3 separate regions of the Homo sapiens genome follow, and all the other regions are linked to region 3. The links are chromatin loops, found by intact Hi-C in ENCODE. Cell type or tissue: IMR-90. All regions are shown on one strand. Links, peaks and the distances in the headings refer to the core of each region. The heading gives the core; the rest is flanking DNA. Region 1 overlaps PRR5L (proline rich 5 like). Region 2 overlaps PRR5L (proline rich 5 like). Region 3 overlaps PRR5L (proline rich 5 like).

Evidence for each region. A loop is a pair of places that touch in the nucleus more often than their neighbours do. Peaks named below come from ENCODE experiments on the same cell type or tissue, not always from the same donor. Only the 100,000 strongest peaks of a DNase experiment are listed, where the experiment ranks them.
Region 1: it touches region 3 in a loop (2.9-fold over the local background); 16 of 110 quality-filtered maps call a loop at or near these places.
Region 2: it touches region 3 in a loop (4-fold over the local background); 13 of 110 quality-filtered maps call a loop at or near these places.

Annotation. Positions count from the first base shown.
Region 1 is chr11:36,452,468-36,458,866 of GRCh38, reverse strand. All of the region lies in intron 8 of PRR5L (proline rich 5 like), which reads right to left. Among named protein-coding and RNA genes, the nearest start is that of TRAF6, 55 kb to the left of the region's middle. RefSeq lists an enhancer at 3,092-3,616. In IMR-90, for the core only: no CTCF peak of the experiment used is centred there; a DNase peak (open chromatin) is centred at 2,906; H3K27ac peaks cover 2,157 bases.
Region 2 is chr11:36,428,422-36,434,820 of GRCh38, reverse strand. PRR5L (proline rich 5 like) reads right to left here. Exons shown (of 9, transcript NM_001160167.2): 5 at 2,911-2,968. Among named protein-coding and RNA genes, the nearest start is that of TRAF6, 79 kb to the left of the region's middle. In IMR-90, for the core only: a CTCF peak has its summit at 2,828; a DNase peak (open chromatin) is centred at 2,830; H3K4me3 peaks cover 377 bases; H3K27ac peaks cover 343 bases.
Region 3 is chr11:36,376,175-36,382,547 of GRCh38, reverse strand. The region is part of intron 1 of PRR5L (proline rich 5 like); the gene reads right to left. Among named protein-coding and RNA genes, the nearest start is that of PRR5L, 83 kb to the right of the region's middle. RefSeq lists a silencer at 5,039-5,188 and an enhancer at 4,782-5,353. In IMR-90, for the core only: a CTCF peak has its summit at 5,094; no DNase peak of the experiment used is centred there; H3K4me3 peaks cover 2,025 bases; H3K27ac peaks cover 311 bases.

The DNA.
Region 1 (6,399 bases), core at 1,531-4,030, 79 kb before region 3:
AAGGGAGTGGGGCCCAATGGTATCAGTATTTCCACCACACTTGGACAGGAGGGGGAACACCCCACTTTCCAAGAGGAAAGCAAACCATGCTGTTCACAGACTGGCCCATGGGGACACGTGGCTCATGCTGCTTTAGTTTACTCTCTGCTCTTCCAGTGGATCTGGAGGGCCCTAGACACGTGTGTCAGCCACTTCTAGAGCCAATGCTCCTGGAAGGAGATCACAGCAAGACCTGCCTACATCCATCTGCAAAGCTCACAGCAGCTCCCGTCATCGGACTGTTGTGTGTGTGTATAAATAATGAAGAGAATGAAATTCTAAACCTTTGGACTAAATCTTGAGTCTACTGGCTCAGAAGCCCAAGGGGCCTATTTGGTGGTGACAATAACAATTTTTCAAAATCAAAGGATATTACATAGAATTTAGAGTGTAGAGTGTGTTCCCACCCATGATCTCGCTGTTTAGTCCCAATCTCCCTCCAAAACAGAGTTGTTCTTAGTATGCCCACTGCACAGATGAGGAAGACTGAGGCTCAGCCCCGTTTCTCTTGGGTTCTAGATGGCAGTGCCCAGACTTTCCCCACTACACGCTGCTGTGTCTCAGGTGACTGCTGCTGCCCTCAGAAGACATGTTCCTTGAAGCAGCCCACCCACTGAAGTCAAGTAATAGCAAACACTGCCCCCCAGCAGATGCTACACAAGAAGCTGACACTGGCGCCCCTCTTTGGAGATAAGAGACAAAACGCCAAGGAGCAACCAAGAATACACCAGGCATTGGCAGCGGTTCTTTCTGAAGCATGGATGCTCGTACTCTCCAAGTTACACATTTCTATAATGTTCCCACATTCTTATAATACCTGTATTACTTTTATGATCTCCAAAATCAATAACTATAAAACAGAAGCACCAGAAGAGTTCAGAGCAGCAAGGATCCCATTGAAAAACTGTCCTTAAAAAAAATGCCCTTGAGAACAATTCATTTCTCTCTCACTGCTGATAGAAGTACACACTTCAGATTGCTGTTGGGAAACCCATGTGGGGACCTGAACCCTACAACCAGTCTAGCAGGAGACAGGACGAGACCTGTTTAGGGAGCATTTGCTTCATGCAGATGTCTGGGCCTCTGAGACTGGGTACCTACCTGCCAGGAGGGGTTTGTGCAAAGGGGAGGGTCAAAGAGGTAGACAGTAGTGACATTATTTCTAATGTTGCTAGAGATTTCGATGTTTTGTTTTGTTTTTTGTTTTGTTTTTTTTTTTTTTGAGACGGAGTCTCACTCTGTTGCCCAGGCTGGAGTGCAGTGGCGCGAACTTGGCTCACTACAAGCGCTGCCTACTGGGTTCACGCCATTCTCCTGCCTCAGCCTCCAGAGTAGCTGGGACTACAGGTGCCCACCACCACACCCAGCTAATTTTTTGTATTTTTAGCAGAGACAGGGTTTCACCGTGTTAGCCAGGATGGTCTCGAATTCCTGACCTCATGATCTGCCTGCCTTGGCCTCCCAAAGTGCTGGGATTACAGGCATGAGCCACTGTGCCCGGCCTCGATAATGTTTTATAAGAGTATGGGAGACTCCTCTCTTTGGGGAAGGGGTATCTGGAAAGATACAGTATTAATGTTAGATTTTATAACATGGCTGAAACTTGGAAGAAAGGCTGGGACCAGAGAAGACAGAGGGTAAATCGAGAGAACAGGAAATCAACTTGCTTGGCAGACACATGCAGCATCTTTGTAGGAAATGAGAATTCGTCAGATGATTTCCGCAGGTCCCAGCCCACTGGGATGAGCCAGGGAAAGGTGTCTCCAGTGATCCTTGGAGGGCCCAGGCAGCAAATGGACAAGAGAAGCCACTCTGGCTGCTCACAGGCCAAGAGCTGGAGCCAGAGGGGGGCTGCCCTGGAGGAGGAGACCACAACACCACCTGTCCCCACCTTCAACAAACACTACTACCTGTACATGCAAAATGCTGCACTAGCTGCAGAGAAGAAAAGAAACATAAATCTGATGTGGGGCCCCCAACAGGGGCTTGAGCCCAGCACACTTGTGTACCTCCATGCATGTATGTTCACATGTCAGGGGCACGAGTTCTTAGGAGGAACTATTTACTAAGCATCCATGATATGCTAGGTACTGTACCAAAAAGGAGGTGCTCCACTGATGGCTTCTAACCACTTCGCAGAAGAACCTGAAGTTGAGATGTGGAATAACAACAGTCATAGTTAGTGATGAAACCAGGACTCAAACCCAGAGCTGACAGCACAGGCCCAGCTTGTGACCCACATACACAAATAACTGTTAGAACAGGTCAGTGTGGCAAATGTCAGGTCAGAGATAGAGACGACAGCACCCTGGAAATTCAGAGGAGAAGGAAGAGAAGTCACAAAGCCTATTTCAGATGGGCTGTGCTTCTCTAGGCTTGACTTACAGACTGAACCACTCACTCACAGGAGAGGTCTGTGCCAGGTCCTGGGATACAAAATCCCTGCTCTCAACGAGCAAGCTCAGTGTAAGGGAGAGGCTGAGAAATAGGACATGGCAATACAGCAAGGCAAGGCCAAGGATGTGGTTTGGGATCCAGGGGAGGGATTGGGGAGGTACACACAACCTCCCCGGGGAGTGATTCCACGGACGCCAGGCCACCTTTAGCTGGGCGTCCATAACATAGCAGGCAGCTCTACCTGGCCCTTACCTGAGACAGGGCAGCTTCTTCCTCCTGCTGATCCTGAATGGAAGGACAGGGCCTCTGTGCTCAGCCCTCTGTGGCTCAGAAGTTGCTCCAGGCCACACAGCTGAGCCCCAGCTCTCGTGGTTTCCAAGGCCCTGCTCTCTCCACAGCTGCCTCAGCCTCTCTCCCCCTGCTGATGACTCACAGGAGAGGCTACAGCTCTTCCTTCTACTTTCTGGGTGGAATGTTTTCATTCCCAAGATTGGGTGTGGGCAGAGCCAGGACCACAGGGACCGCAAGGCTGTGTTGAGTCCCCCGGGCAGACAGCGTTTCCTTGCTAAGTTCCCGCCAGACTCCAGAGCCAAGCCTCAGACAAGTGCGTCAGCTGTGTCCCCACTGGGAGGTCAGGCCTGCTGGGCCCCTTGGGAGGCCTTAAAACTGAACGCCAGGCCCGGGGCTGGCAGACAGCGACCGACACTCTTGCTTCTTGTTCTCCTCCCCAATCTTTTTCTTCTCTGCTCCCGGGAAGGCAGGGCCCTGTCACCCAGGGAAGGGAATCTCCCACTAAGGGACTGATTACCCTGTGGGTACCCCCTGGGGCTCCAAACCAGCCCTTCCCTTGCAGTGGTGCCCTTTTAGCGGGAAGAGGGCCGGGTCCTGCCATTTCAGCTGGCATCTCCAGGCCACCTCTGCCTCCTCCTCTTCCCTTTCACACGGGGTGAGGCCAAGGGGAGGCTTTATTCCCTCCTCACTCACCAGGAGCCCTGCTGAACACTGGCATTCACTGGCATTCATCCCCTGCACCGGAGCCAGCAAGAGCAGCTCCTTTCAAACCCCCAGAGAGATGCAAAGCCTGGATAAGGCCGTCCTCGGGTCCTTTGTTGGGGACTTGGTTCCCAGGCTTTTGATCTCCCAGGCTCCCTGGCCAGGCCCCACCGGAGCGACCGCCATAATAAGGCCATTGTGACCCCAGCACACCAAGCCCGTGGTGGGTGTCCCTCTCCAGGCTGGCACCTGAAAGCCGTGAATGCTGGCTTGTCACGCAGAGAAGCTACAGTATCCTGAAGGAGAAGGGCCCTCCCCCAGGCAGACACAATGGAGGGAGGCCTGTGGGAGGCCAGGGCCTTTGTGTGGGAGAAGTCGAGCGTGCTGCTGAGTGTGTGCTCGGGAGGGCCCTGCAAACATCAGGGAAACAGCCTGGAGACTTCGGGGACTTGAAAGATGGGGCAAAGGCCAGCCTCTGAGGAGTCGGCCTTTTAAAAAAAAGTTTCACTATCCTCTTCCTCCTCCCTCAGCAACTCCCACTGTTGCAGAAAAGTGGCTGCTTTGGAGAGAGCGGCACGTTCTCTCTCACTCTCATCGTGGGCCTCTGACCTATGCGTACCCAGGGGTGAGGCCTGGCTGGCAGGAAGGGACACCTCCGGAGAATCCTCGTGCAGTCAAACACAGGCGCGGGCGCGTGGGTGCAGTGCGGAGCCCCGGGAATAAACCGCTTCTCTGGCTCTGGTCACCTACCCTGCGGGTGACCTGGAGACTGAAAGCACAACAGTACCTTGGAGGATGGAATGAGTTACGCGCCAAAACCCTGGTCAGTAATCCAGCGTGAGTGGTGGCTTCTGAAGGGATGAGTGGCCCCCACACCCTCCGCTGCCTACGACCACGCCTACCTATCCTCCGGCCCAAGTGAGCCACGGCAAAGCCCTCCCATAGGTAAAGGGGTTTATCACCCCCAACCCAACTCCTTAGTTTTTACTTCAGCCAGCGATCTCAATGCTCTCCTCCCACAGGCAAAATAAACCTTTTACTAAGGGGTAGACGGAGGCCCTGAGAGACCTCTCTTTATCTGGAAAGCAGTGTCCTCAGTCAGGATGGGCACTGCTGTGACCATTTTAGCTTCTTAGTATCCAGAGACATGGGGTGAAATGTCTGGCTTAGGATCCCTCTTGGGCTAAGGAACACCTCCTGGGCTGTCCCCTAATAAAGTCACCTCCTCAAAGTTAGCAGCGGTCAGTGGGGGTGGGGGTGGCGGTAGAGCATGTGGGGCAGCTGATAAAGTATCCACAGCTTGAGGCATTGGAATCCTGGCTCCATGTTACCTTAATCCTCACTTGCTTCCCCTGTAAACCTGGGAACAGCAGTGTCTGCTCCATGGTCCAGCATCCAGCACCCCCAGCACCATACCCAGGACGAGGTCTGTGTCCAGTAGCTCCCCTTGCCATCAGCTTCCTTGCAACTCTGAAGCCCTTTCAGTTCCTCTAACGCTCCTTCCTCTTGCTCACCTCCTGTCCTCCAAACCCTCCCAAGCTCCTCCCCTTGGCCTGGGGATAGTCATCCCTCTCTGTTTACTCAGCTAACTTATATTCATCCTGCAGGTCCCATCACAGACATCATTACTTCCTCCAGGTAGTCTTCCCTGATTCCCTAGTCAAGATGAAATCCCTGTGCCCTGGGACCCGTGGCCCCTGTACTTTCCCCCTCAGAACATGTGTACACTGATGAGACACTGCCTTGTTTGTGACTTCTTCCCTGGGCTGTGTGCTCTGGAGGGCAGGGATGGGTTGGCTTCATTTACAGATATAGCTATAGCACCTCCCAGTGTGCCAGGACAGGGTCTTAGTACACATTTGCTGAAATGATAATTTAAAATTAACCAAAAGAGGGTCACATCCTTCCCTCCCCGCCCCTAGTGCGACAACTCTCTAGAGGCAGGGACTGTCCTAGGTACAAGAATAAAACCTTGAGTCTTTGCTTTATAATTTGGCAAAAGTGTGCATTATTCTTATTTTAGCTAGAAAGCTAAAGCTATCCCCTCTTAGAGTGAGTCCTCACTGAACAAACTTCCCAATTGACTCTTGTTCCTGGGATAGGACACCAAAATATGCCACCACAAAATATGCCTCTTGGGCATAAGGATTTATGAACTGAAGGCAGTTAAGAAGCAGATACAGGAAGCTCTCTGTCCTCCCTCTATTTGCTTAAAGGCAGGATATAGATGTATAAAGACAAACGGTATCCCATCCCACTTCTACCAGGGAGAGCAAAGGTTAACCACTGAAGACAATTTTAGACCCTTATCAGCCAGCAATGCCAACAGAGAAACCTACATGAACAAGCCTCACTAACCAGCCCTTATCTGCCATCTATTTCCCTTGCCACAAGCTGCCACCCCTGAAGACTCAAAGTTGTTTTTCTTTGCCTTATCACTTCTCTAGAAATTTATTTTTTGTTGTTGAAGATGCTATATAAGCTGGAATTCAAAGCCATGTATTTAAGAACTACTGACTCCCTGGGTGTGACCCATGTATGTATGAAACATACAGTTTTAATAAGCTGCTGTTTGTTTTTCTCCTGTTAATGTGTTACAGGGTTCTGTTCCAACTAAGAGCTTAGGAGAGTTGGAAGAAAAACTGTTTTTCTTCCTCTACACTGGCATTAGGCCCAAACAATGGTAGCGTTCCTGCCATGGCCCAGCTAACCTGCTGACGTCCTGACAGCTCCCTGGATGCCCCAGTCCCCCAAAATTCAGTGAGCTGAGCCAGCAGGAAGGTGGACTCCAGGGAGACCGCAGCAACATGGCACCCCAGCTCAGAGTGGGGCTGCAGAAGACTGTTTTCCTTCAGTGTCATTGAAACTCTGGCCCATTCCAGCTCCTGGGAGGAATGAGTGAGGAAGGGAGGGAGGAAGGAGAAGAACCAGCAGGCAGCAGGCTGGGGCCAGCACCCTCCGATCTGTGGT
Region 2 (6,399 bases), core at 1,371-3,870, 55 kb before region 3:
AACATCTGACAGACACAGACCCAGCAACAGGGTAGCCCTGGGGGAGAAAGAGTTAAAGAACACAGGTGCCTTCCCTTCCAGAAACAGCCCATAAGTCAAGGACTTAGCTCCCTGCAAAAATGAAGGGGGTTGGATGGATGGTTCTAGGTGACCGTCCTATAAATCTGCCCTCTAATGTAACGCAGCAGTTTAGGTCACCAGAAGTATATAGGTAAGTATAAGAAACTTCCTAAGACTCAAGGTCACTAAGGCTCTGGAAAAGTTGAAGTTAACATGGCATCTTCTGCCCACAAAACAGCAATAAGTGGATATGAACAGCCACCTGTCTTTTCTGCATCAGTAAAGAAGGGGTGTGTATATATAGACATGTAAGTACCTAAGCGGAGATGTCGACAAAGAGGAGTTTGTTCAGTGACTGGACGGATCATATTAATTGTTTTCAAACTTTGTTTTATAGCAAGTTTTATCCAAACACAATTTTTCTTGGAGTTCTAATACATAAAATTAAAAAGTAGAGATGCCTGGTTGAAGATGGCAGAGTCCCTTAAAGGTTCCCCACATGCCTATTCACTGTACAGAACAGGCCCCAACACCCAGAACTCTAAGACTAGAAGAGACTCAGAGAATATGCCAGGCCTGGTGCTCTCAGGCCATGCCAGGGCAGGGGGACAGAATCTTGGATGAACTTTGTTCATCCTGTCTAGCCCCATTTCTGAGTTTTCACTCTGAGTGTATCTATGATGAGGGTTACTTGGGTGAGAGACATTCAACTTCCCCTTTTAAGGGCACTTGAACCTCTGGTTTTATTCAGTTTCTTTTTCATAGAGCTGTTTTTCCACATTTCCAGGAGCTTGTAATAACTCCCCAGATAACATACATACAATTAATATGGCCAGGGATAATGTTTCCTTTCCCTCCCTTTACCACGCAGTTGTCTTCCACATTTTTGTACTAGCCTGACTCCAAAATGCAAAAGAGGGCTGGGCACAGTGGCTCATGCCTGTAATCCCAGCACTTTGGGAGGCCAAGGCGGTGGATCATTTGAGGTCAGGAGTCGAGACCAGCCTGGCCAACATGGTGAAACGCCTACTAAATATACAAAAATTAGCTGGGCGTGGTGGCACGTGCCTGTAATCCCAGCTATTCAAGAGGCTGAGGCATGAGAATCACTTGAACCTGGGAGGTGGAGGTTGCAGTGAGACGAAATCATGCCACTGTACTCCAGCCTGGGCCACAGAAGTGAGACTCTGTCTCAAAAAAAGAAGCAAAAGAGCCACTAAATTCTTGGTCAAAGCAAGTCACCTAAGAATAAGCCCCTTCCTTTGACACATGAGAGGATAAAGCTAATGTAGCATACACATAAAATGGAATATTAGCCTTAAAATAAGAAGGGAATCCTGTCACATGCTACAACATGAATTTGAGGACCTTATGCTGAATAAAACTAAGCCAGTCTCAAAAGGACAAACACCATATGATTCCACTTATAAGACGCCTAGATTAGTCAAAGCATGGAAACAAAAAATAAGATGGTGGCTGTCGGGGGCTGAGGAAAGGGGGCAATGTTGGGAGTTGTTCAATGGACGTGGAGTTTCTGTTTTGCAAGATAAAGTTCTAGAGATCTGTTACACAACAATGTAAATATAATTAACACTACTGAACTGTAAAGTACTGAAATTATAAAGAGGGTATATTTTATATTGTGTGGGGTTTTGTTTAACCACAATTTAAATTTTTTTTTCTAAAGGTCTTGGGTTATTGGGTATTTATAAGGTTGAAAAAAAAATGTCATCGATGTATTCAAGGGAAGAATGGCTACAGGTTCAGCCAACTCTCAAATGTGCAAAGGTTAATTTCTAACCTCTATTCTTCCCAAGGCTTGGTAAGCATTAACTGTTTGCCAGACCTTGGAACTTTCCAGCGTCAGTTTCTCATTTTCCTTCCTACTTTGTCTTTCTAGGAGCCCCTTTCCTGGACACACTCGTGTCTTTCCCAGGGAATGGGAAGAAACAAAAGGATGATGACATGACACCTAATAAGTCTGGATCTGGAAGTAAGTTTGATCTACGGTTCATTAGGCTGGAGCAGAAAAAAAAGAAAGGGTCCGGTATGTTCGCCTGTGTGCCAGGTATGGTGTTATGCCACTCATGTGCCTTATATTCCCTACAACCCCTCACCCCAATTTATCACTTCAAAAATGATAAAAGCTGAGACTTGGAGAAACTAGTAACTAACCAAAAGTCACCCAAGAAGGAGGTGGCAAGCTAAGATCAAGCCCCACTTTGGTGGGAGCTAAGAGTAGCCCTTGGTAGAGTCATGGGGTTGGCTAATTCTTGCCTTTGGAACCTGTTTCTATCTCCATTCAGTTCCTTTCTTTCCTGTCAGTTGGACTTTAAACTCTAAGATCAGGAAATTTCCCTTTATCTATCAAATCATACCCTATTGAGTGAGTGCCTGCTTAGCCTAATGTCCTGCAAATGGACAGGACTCCTCTCTTCTATGACTCCCCAGAAATATTACAAAGGCCTGTAGGAAATAGCTCGGGACAGACCAGAGGAAATAGCATGGAGGATTCACAGTATAACTTATACCTTCAAAGGTGACCACCAGCCTGCATCCCATTAAAAACAAAAACAAAAACAAAAACAAAAACAAAACAAAAAAAAACCCTGAACAAGGTCTCCAAAGAAACCACCCCGTCCCACTACATTTTTCTGAAACACAGTTCTGACTTGCACTGCTGTGAGCAGCTGACTCAAATCAAAGTGCTGCTGCCTAGGTAGGGAGGAAACGGACAGGGTGAATCACTCGCTTGGAGCCTGCCCCTTCTGGACAGAAGCATCTCAGCCGTCCAGACATCAAAGACTGAGTCACAGAGGCCCCAGTCTACCAGGGCTGTCTTGTACTTGCCTTCACACAGCTTGATCTTCTCCTCCACAAAGAACAGTCCTTTTGCAAGAAGCTGGTTCTGCCAAAAGAGAACAAAGAACATAAGAATTTGGACAACTCCAGAGCGTAAGTGATGAACCCTCTTCCACTTCCAGTGGGCAAGGGCACAGAGTTCTAGGCACTTGTGTTCTAGCCGTGCCTCGGAGTTTAAGAAGCCTTTTTTCCTCTTGGAAGGTTAAGGCTTCCGGAGAAGACAGTGAGACTTCCCATAGCAAAAGAACGAGTGAGATAAGAGGCAAACCCAACCGCCACCCTCATCCCTCAGACGAGGGAAGAGGCATGACACAAACTTGGGATGAATTCGCTATTGTTGACACCCAGTGTCCTAGAGGCCCTTAGTGATCTAAACTCACAAAAGGAAGCATTGAGGCAATGGGAAACTATGCAGAAATAACATATTTTTTTTTAAAAAAAAAGATAAATTTAGGGCTTCTCACACTAGCATGAAAGAGACTGCGTGCAAAATCTTAAGCAGCAGTGAATATGCATCTGTCAATGAATGTGTGCATGGGAAATTGTGGAAAGAGAAAGTAAAGTCCTCTTGCAACTGCAACTAACAATTGTTGAGCGTCCTGTCTACATCATAAGATTTATATCCTTCATCTCATTTAATTCAATCCTATCAAGTTGGTGCTACTGTCCTCACTTTACTGATGGTTAGTGAAGAGACTGCTCAAGGCAGACAGACCTGGTCTTCCTGGGTCTGTAAGCCATGTTCTTTCCACTCCACTTCGCTGCCTTCCAGCAAGTCTTCCCACCCAGACCCCTTTCTTCCCTTGAAAGGCTATAGTTGGCCCCCTAAGACTTCTGCAAGTCACAGAAGCTCAGAGATCAATGACGGGCTGGTGTCTTTACACTCATGTCATATTATTAGATTACCCAGGCCTATGATTATGGGAGAGGCAGCTGCAAAGGTGATATGTATCTTACCAAAGTACCTAATGCATTCTTTAGCCTTCTCCATTATAAAACCCTAGATCCTACTGCAATGATAAAAGAAGCATATGGAGCAGAGTGGAAAGAACTTGGGTATCAGTTCAAGTTCCAGCTCAGCTACATTCTAGCTGTGCGATTTTGTATTTAATTTCCCTGAGTCCCAAGCTCCTCATATGTAAAATGGCATAATACTAGCAATACCATAACATTCTTCATTATAATCATTATAAACACATTAATCATTATAAACACATACACACAGTATTTTATGTCCTTAGTAATCAGCACTGGTGGTAGGAATAGTAATAGCTGCTATCTCAGCCCAACTTCTTCAAAAAAGGAGTGGGAGGCTGAGAGTCAGTAGTGAATGGGCCTTTATAAAATGTACTAATAGAACATTTTATCAAAGGTACTATCCCATTTCTGTGATGGATACACATTAACCAAATTCATACTCCTATTAAGATTTACAAAATATGACCTAATTTGAAAAAGTAACTGGTCATCAGGTAGTTCTTTCTTTTGAGATGGAGTCTTGATCTGTCACCCAGGCTGGAGTGCAGTAGTGGGATCTTGGCTCACTGCAACCTCTGTCTCCCAGGTTCACGCAATTCTCCCACCTCAGCCTCCTGTGTAGATGGGATTACAGGCACCAGCCACCATGCCCAGCTAATTTTTGTACTTTTTTGGTAGAGACGGGGTTTCACCATGTTGGCCAGGCTGGTCTCGAACTTTTGACCTTAAGTGATCTGCCCACCTCGGCCTCCCAAAGTGTTGGGATTACAGGTGTGAGACACCACACCCAGCCACCATGTAGTTTCAAGATGGCAGATAGAACACCAAATCAAAGTTACAGTGACACCATATAGGAATACACCAACTTTGTTAAAGGAAAAAAAAAAGCAATTCCTTCACAAAGAATTGTGAAACACACAGGCAATAAAGACAAAGCCCTAACCTGTTCTTTAGCTTCCAGCCAAGTTCATGAATCCCAGCTGGGTCATGGCAAGACTTTCTGGGTCAGAAAGCAAGAAAATACATCAGCACCAAATCGACATCTTGTGACAGCTGAGCTGGACATGAGTGGTCTGTGGAGGTGTGTTCAGATGGCAACCACTCCACCTGAATGCTTCTTAGCACAAATCTCATTTGTGCCCTGCAGTCTCCACCTGGTTGGTCCCTTTCACCTAGTCCAGGTGAGGTTCTCAGAACGTCCCCTTAGCATTCTGTGCATGGGCTCCTAAATGTCATTCTTCTCAGCACATCTAGTGTCAACACTGATGTTCCAGGCTTCTATTAAAACAACTTTCCTAACCCTCCCTAATTTCACATTTCTGAGATGCACCTATAGAGGTAATAGAGATCGCCTCTGTGATTCAATTTTCATCATTTTGTTCTATCACTATAATTATCTACATGGGGGGAGGATAGGGGGAACTGAGGCATGGACAGAAATGAAAACCTAGTCCAGGTGATAGCATGAGTTAACAGAAATTAATTCAAACCATTCATTTGTTAGAATTTTAGGTCCTTAGGAGTGAGGACCATATCTCATTTTAGTTAGTACCCTTGGCTCCTGGTATAGTACCTAGAACATAGTAGGTGCCTAATAAATATTTACTGAATATATATACTGGCTATTTTAGTGATAAAGATTTTTTATTTTTAAGAAGCCAAGATAAAAGACAGAATATTTTAAAGAAGAATAAGTGCTATAGGGTCCCTAAGTTTGTTGCCATTTTCTTCATTTGAATTAGAAAATCATTTGAAAATTACATTGTCCATATCTTATGGAATAAACCTCAAATCATGGCCTGGATTTTCCTTTCTTCTCCTTTCTAGGTCTTCTCCCTTCAAGGAGACCTTAGGAAAAAAAATCTTTTTTATATATTTTCAAGGAAAAGTAATTATTCCTATATTATGGAGAAATGATAAAGAAAATACTCTTTTAAAATTTGTCACAATACACAGCATGGAAATTCTATAGCTTAGACCAAAATAAGAGAAACACAAACTTGAGGTTAGAAGGGGTCTTAAGAATCATCTATACATTCTCTCCTCTCCCCAGTCCTACAGTCAAAATCAATTGGTCACACACATTTTGATGATATTTAGTAGATCCATTTCCATTTTCCAGGAGGCTAAAGTACCTTTCAAAGGCATCTTGAAAATCCTTATATAACCCCCTGCCCCCAGGAGTCTGTAGATTTTGCTCTTATCTTATAGCTGTATAAACCGAGGCTAGAAGTAGGGTCTCCCTCTCCAAAATTCCAATAAAAGACATGAGAGTGAGGCTCAGTCTCTCTACTACTCATGTTTTATTCAGCACACACTATCAGAGTAAGGATCTTTTGAGTTAGCCAAGCCCCAGGACTCTCTTCACTGGGGAACCACTGCCATCCACCCAATGGAGCTGTGCCCATCCATTCATGCTCCAACAACCGAGCCACAGCTGCATCTTCCAGCTTTGCTAATGGGTCTCAAACTGAACCCCAAATCTCCTCTCTAGAGAAT
Region 3 (6,373 bases), core at 3,874-6,373:
AGCTTCTTAGACATTCTGGCACCAGCCCAGACCTACTGAATCGGATTCTGTGGTTTAACAGGATCTCCAGGTGATGCATGTGCGCTTTCAGAAGCACAGCTCTAGACCATGCTTCCTTGGCCATCAAGGAATTTTAGAACAGAATGGAAGCTTAGTGGTAGGCCAAAGTCATTACTTTGTAAATAGGGAAACTGAGGCCCAGAATAACTGAGCAACTCACCATGGTCATACAGCTTGCTTATGGCAGAGCTGAGATCAGATTCCAGATCTCAATTCCTCAACCTGTGTTATCTCCATGATGCCCGTTAGGACCAAAATGAGGGCTCATTCAACAACCCTGCCTCTCTGAAAAGTTGATACCAACCTTGGTGGGGAGGTTTTCTTTTGTTTGAGACGGAGTCTCACTCTGTCACCCAGGCTGGAGTGAAGTGGCGCGATCTCCGCTCACTGCAGCCTCTGCCTCCCGGCTTCAAGCAATTCTCCTGCCTCAGCCTCCCGAGTAGCTGGGACTACAGGCACACGCCACCATGCCCGGCTCATTTTTTGTATTTTTAGTAGAGATGGGGTTTCACCATGCTGGTCAGGATGGTCTCGATCTCCTGACCTCATGATCCACCCGCCTCGGCCTCCCAAAGTGCTGGGATTACAGATGTGAGCCACCGCGCCCGGCTGGTGGGGAGCTTTTTTGAGGCCTGAAAGGAATCTATTGTCCTGTTGGTGAATAATTTAAAAAAAAATTATCCCAAACACCACAAAAGAGTACCATGTTTACCCAAGAATTCAGCCTGCGAGATGTTTTACAAGGAAAGTGGCCATACTGCTTCCATAGTGGTGGTGTCCGGGAGCTAGCATGATGAAACAGTTCTCCAAAATGATGGCAGCAGTCGATGTGGTCTCCTCAAAGACATCTGGGGAATGATATTGAGCCAGTTCCAGAGAAGTATTTAGAATTAAATGGCAGCATAAAAGGGTTTACACCAAGGATTTATGTGGCTGAGGTCACAAGCAGGTTGTGACAGGGTTTGAGGCAGCTTAGTTAAGTCTGATACAGACACACATCAGAGCCAATGGTAGATTTTTCTCCCCCTCCCCACCCACCCCTACCCTGCCCCCTGTCCTTGGGAAAAAGATAAAAACAAATCCTTTCAGCTATTCTTCCAGGCTCAACTTAAGCTAACATATACTCCAGTTCCTAAACAGCTGAGTCCATTGCAGTCCCTTAATCCTAGTATTTGCTGGAAACCCAACTGCTGCCAAAGATGCCATCAACAAAATACAGGACACATCCTGTGTCAAAAAGAACCAGCAAAGTTGGAGAAAGTTCTGTAATAGGTAATGTAAGGAGAGAACGGTAAAGTGGAAGTGTTGCCGGCATTTGGTAACCAGCTAAAGTGAAACCAGAATATTGATGTGTGGGTGAGGGAAACATATTCGCACCTCAAAATTGAGGGGAGAAAAAGAAGAATGAAAGCTTTGCAAGTTTAATACACGAGTAAATACATAATTTTATGTAACATATAATTCTATGCTAAATAAATTGAACAAATAATTAATGACAGGTTGTTTGGAGGGGGTAGATGTTTACAAGGTCTTCCCGTAGGCCACGGTCAGATGGATTTCTACTGCTCTCCACAAACCCTTCTAGCTGAGCCTAGCTGTGAGCTTCTGCTTTTTAACGAAGTTAGTATATAGTGATGTCATTTATTATCCTGCTCCAGAAATGCAATATTTTTTAAAAGGGGGGGAAAGCAGAGAATGTCCTCTACACATTTGAAGAATATATAAAAACCTCTAAAATCTCAGAATATGTTACAGCTGGAAATTTCAGGGAGTTTTTTAAAAAAGTCAGCTTAAATTTAATAGACCGTTTAAATTCTTAGTTGATGGTAATTAGGGAGCAAGAGGCATTTCTTTAAATGCTGCTAGACAGAACTTAATCCAATTTAGGTAATCACTAACCTTTGCTTTTTTTCTCTCTTTCTCTCTCCCGTACATGAAATCCGAGGATTAATCTACAAAGGCCATAAACTGGCAAAGCATAAAAAAAGAATATTTAAAGAGGGAGACTGAGTGACTGGAACCTCAAAGGGCCAAGTCTAATTAAAATGCAAACAGGTCCCACAGGCTCCCTAATTTATATTGACTATAAAGCCAACACCGGGCAGCAGAAGGCATCGGGAGGGAGGTGGAGACACTTCACCACTCTTCCCTTCTGGGAACCTCATCTAGTGTGTTCTGCAATGCGACAGCCATCCTCGCCCAGGCCAATGCTAGTAATTCTCTATATTCACAATATCCACAGCGCCTGACTTTCCTTCTTCTGTGGCATCACTACTGTCAGAATTATCCAGACTATCCCTTCAGGCTTCATTGTTCACCCACCTCCTGTCTCCTCATTTTAGAGTCCCTGAATAGCTCTGGCCTTGACTTCTGATCCAGAAACTTCCATGTGAACCACTAGGATTTTCTTGAGAACTTGGGACCCTGGGTTCTCCATGGAAGGCCTTCAAGGGTAGATATCAAAATGTACTGAAAAGAGCAAGACGCTTGAGTTCATGGCTGTGTGACACTGGGAAATTAACAACCCTCTCTGAGCCTCTGTTTTCTCATCTGAAAATAGAGAAAATAATACCTTCCTACCTGAGTTGTTGGGAGGCGCAAATACCATTACCATAGCTATACCTGACTCACAGAAGTTGCCCAATAAATAAGTCAGCTCATTTGTTTTAACTGTACAAGTTTCAAAGTAAATCTTGGATCCCCAGGTACTGACAAAAATGTGAATTAACTCAAATTCACCTCTGATGCCCCATCACTGCCATCCATCCCCCTCCTTGGCTCCATGTGAAATCTTCTCTTGTAAAACAGTGCTTTCTGCTTATCAGGGTACCGCTCTCTTTGTTCCCCAATTCCAAACCCCATAATATTCTGTACAAAATCCACAAAATATTTTATTCCTATATTTCAGCAACTAAAATATTAATTCACACTGACTTGTTAACAAAGGGTCATTTCTACAAGCATTGCCTTTAACATGTATTTACATTTTACATACAGAGAGGCAACTCTTGAGAACAAACCTTTAATGATGAACATTAGACATTGTAAGGATCTTTCAGAGGAACTCACACACTGTTTTTCAAATCAATTCTGTATTGGGTCTAGCTCTGCAAAAAGAATGAAAAGGAAAAAGGCTGCAATTTAAGAGAGATTTCAGCATATTTTACCTTGTACAAAAGGAACAGCCACAGGAAAACAGACACATGCATACCTACAAATCATTAGTATGGAGAAATCTGAAAAAATTAAGTAATCCACAAAGTCCTTACTGAATTCAATTTTCTACAGATAAATGGCTTTAATGCTGAAGATACATTAAGTCAAGGAGCAAAGTGAGGATTATGATTTAGGTCTGGACTATCAGCAAGAGATTTTCAGATAACCAATATAACAGTTTTCTAAAGACAAGATTAGGGCTTTTTTCCCCAATAACTGAGCCAATTTGTAACATTCTGTGAAATTTTGAAAATAAATAAAAAGCCATCCATCTAATCAACTATAACGTGAGCTAATCAACAATGGAGAATTGAAGGGAAAGACATGTCCAGACTATGAGTCTGGAGTAACAAATCTGTAATCCATTCTCAGCTCCATCCCTGTGTGTATGGCTTTAGACAAATTACTTAAATTCTCCAAGCCTCAGTGGGCTCATCTATATGATAGGGATATAATAGTACCTATATCATTGTTTGCATGAGGAGTATATAATATTATCAAAGTCTCTCAGTGCAAAGTTTAAGACATCATTAAGACCTCAAGAGGCATTTGCACCTTTCCCCTTTTTAAAACAAGTGGCACATATTTGTAATGTTCTAAGACAGAACATTATTGAAATTTCACCCACAGAAATAAATATATATCCATGGCCCTCTGGACCTGAAAGAAATGAGGTCCCACCCTTGAGAAACAAAGTAGTCTAAACTAAGCCTTTGAGAAATAAGCTAGTTAGACTTTCTTATTTCTAGTGCCTTTCTTCTTTTACATATTAGTGGTTCCAGTTGTTAGAAGCATCAGTAACATACTCAAAGAACAATGGTTGCAGTTGGAAAAACTGAAGACAACTTTGTGGATTGACCAAGCATCACTTCCCTTATCTGAAAGGCTACATGCTACAGAAACCGCTCTAAACAGCACCCTTGATCCTGATTCTAGGGCTGCAACCAGAGAAGACTAACCAGCCAGGTTCCACAGACAGGAGCCCTGCACCTTCGTCAGTCATACTGGGAACCTTACCAGGGGCTAAATTTTAAATGTGGCTAAATTAGTTTCTGCAAGCTCCATTTCCCCTCCTGACCCGCTAGCTGCTTCGTGTTGTCAGTAACAGCGCCTTCCACCCCAGAGCAATTTACCACAGCTCAGCACTTTGACATTTTGCAGTATGTAGGGCAATGAAATGTCATGACTGCAAATTTCTACGGTGGTCAGGATCACCAAAGAGAGGTCAAAAAGGGTAGTCTCCCGGGCTTGATCAGCAAGGGTCCCTTGAGGATGGTGGGGGATGAAGGCAGTACATTGGGCCGGTGGCATCCCTTTGGTCCTTAGCATGGGTCATCTGAATGTGCACGTGTCGTCTGGGCAACAGGTCCAGAATTCTGCCCAAGCAGGGAAGCCCGGAGATTCCAGCCCAGAGCTTTTTCCACGCGGGTCTCCGGGGCAGACGTGCAGCTCAGACGCAGCGCGTGAACCTTTCGTCTTGTGGGGCGCATCGCAGTAATTGAAACCTTGCGCACCGCAGGACTGCCGTGGCGTCTATAAATACTCACCGCCTAACTGCTGACAAACAAAACGCGGGCTCCCGGCACCGCGGGGGAAGAGGCGGCGGCAGCATGTGACCGAGGACAGGGACTGGGTAGAACTGGGGGTAACCCCTTTTGCCAGACAGGAAGGCATCCCAGAGCGGATTCCTGAAGCACAGTTAGCAAGCACACAGCCTGGTCCCACCCCGGGCGGCGGCCTCAAGGAAAATGGGCCGGAGGGTTGGGCAGGCAGGGTCCCAGCTGCCCGGGCGGGGCCCCTAGAGCGCCCCCTGCGTGCAGCGAGCCCGGCATGCGCGCACAGTAAGCGCGCAGAGGAAAGCCTCGCCGAAAGGAAGGCAGGCGGGAGAAATAAAACGGAAGGGGGATACTGCGGACTCCCAGCGCGGGGTCCGCAGCCGGGCCGTCCCAGGGCTTGCTCACAGCCCGTCCCGGCGGGATCCCCACTGGCTGGGCCCTGGCCCACCCTAGTCCGCAGAGCGCGCGCGTGCAGCAGCGCACGGGACAAAGTGGCTCCCTGCCCTGCCCTTCTCTCCCACGCCTCCCTCCAGAAAAAGGGGGACCGCCGGGAAAAGGCTGCTGCAGGCGCGAAATCTCCCGTGCTTAAGCGGGGTCAGCTCTTTAGATTTGCCCCCCAGAGGGAGAACGAGAGAGTCAAACAAGCCGACTTTCTTTTTCGACCTCCCGGCTCAGCCTAGGTCCCATGATCACCAGCATCCGCATCCCACCTCACGGCGGTACTTCAACCACCCTAAAGAGCAGACCGGGAGCGTGGCCTGCCCACCTCCCCACCATGGTGGTCTCGAGTAAGATCCCCTACGCCTGCCTGCAGCGTCCGATCGGAGGATCCTTAACCATGCAGGAGTTCCCACCTGGTTGCCCCCCCAAACGTGACACTTTTCCCTAGCTCCTACCCCCGCCACGCCGCGCCCCGTCAGATTAGCGCGCGGTAATTTTCGCTCAATCCTGCGCGGTTGCTGAGCCTATGACTCCGGCCCCTCCCAGAGACGCCCCCCACCCACCACTCACCTCCTTGGGGTCCCCGGCGTGAATCACCCCGAGTCGCGCACACCCGCCGCTCGCCTCCGCCCCAGACTCCGCGCGCCTAGGAAAAAGTTTCCGGTCTTCCCGAGGAAGTTTTCTCACCGGAGAGAAATGAGCGACCTGGATGGTTCTCCCCGTCGCGCTCTGCCCAGCTCTCCCTCCCTCCGTCCCTCCCTCCTCCCCCAGCTCTGCCCTCAGATGGGGTCCCGTCCAGCCTCGGTTCCTCTCCAGCGCGAGTCAACAAACGCTTCGGCCGCGGAGCTCCCACAGCCGGGCTGGTGACACGTTTCCCTCCTCTCTCATCTTACGGCCGCCTCCTCCTCCTCCTCCTCCTCCTCCTCCTCTTCCTCCTCCTCCCCCTTCTCCCCCTCCTCCCCTCTTCCTCCTTCTCCTCCCACTTTTCCTGTCCCGGGCACCTAGCTTTAGTGTCTCTCCAATGTCCCCCAACTCACTTCACCCCATCTCACTCCTCCTCCCCTTCAGCAACTCTCACCCTGCTGGGGAGAGCGGAGAGG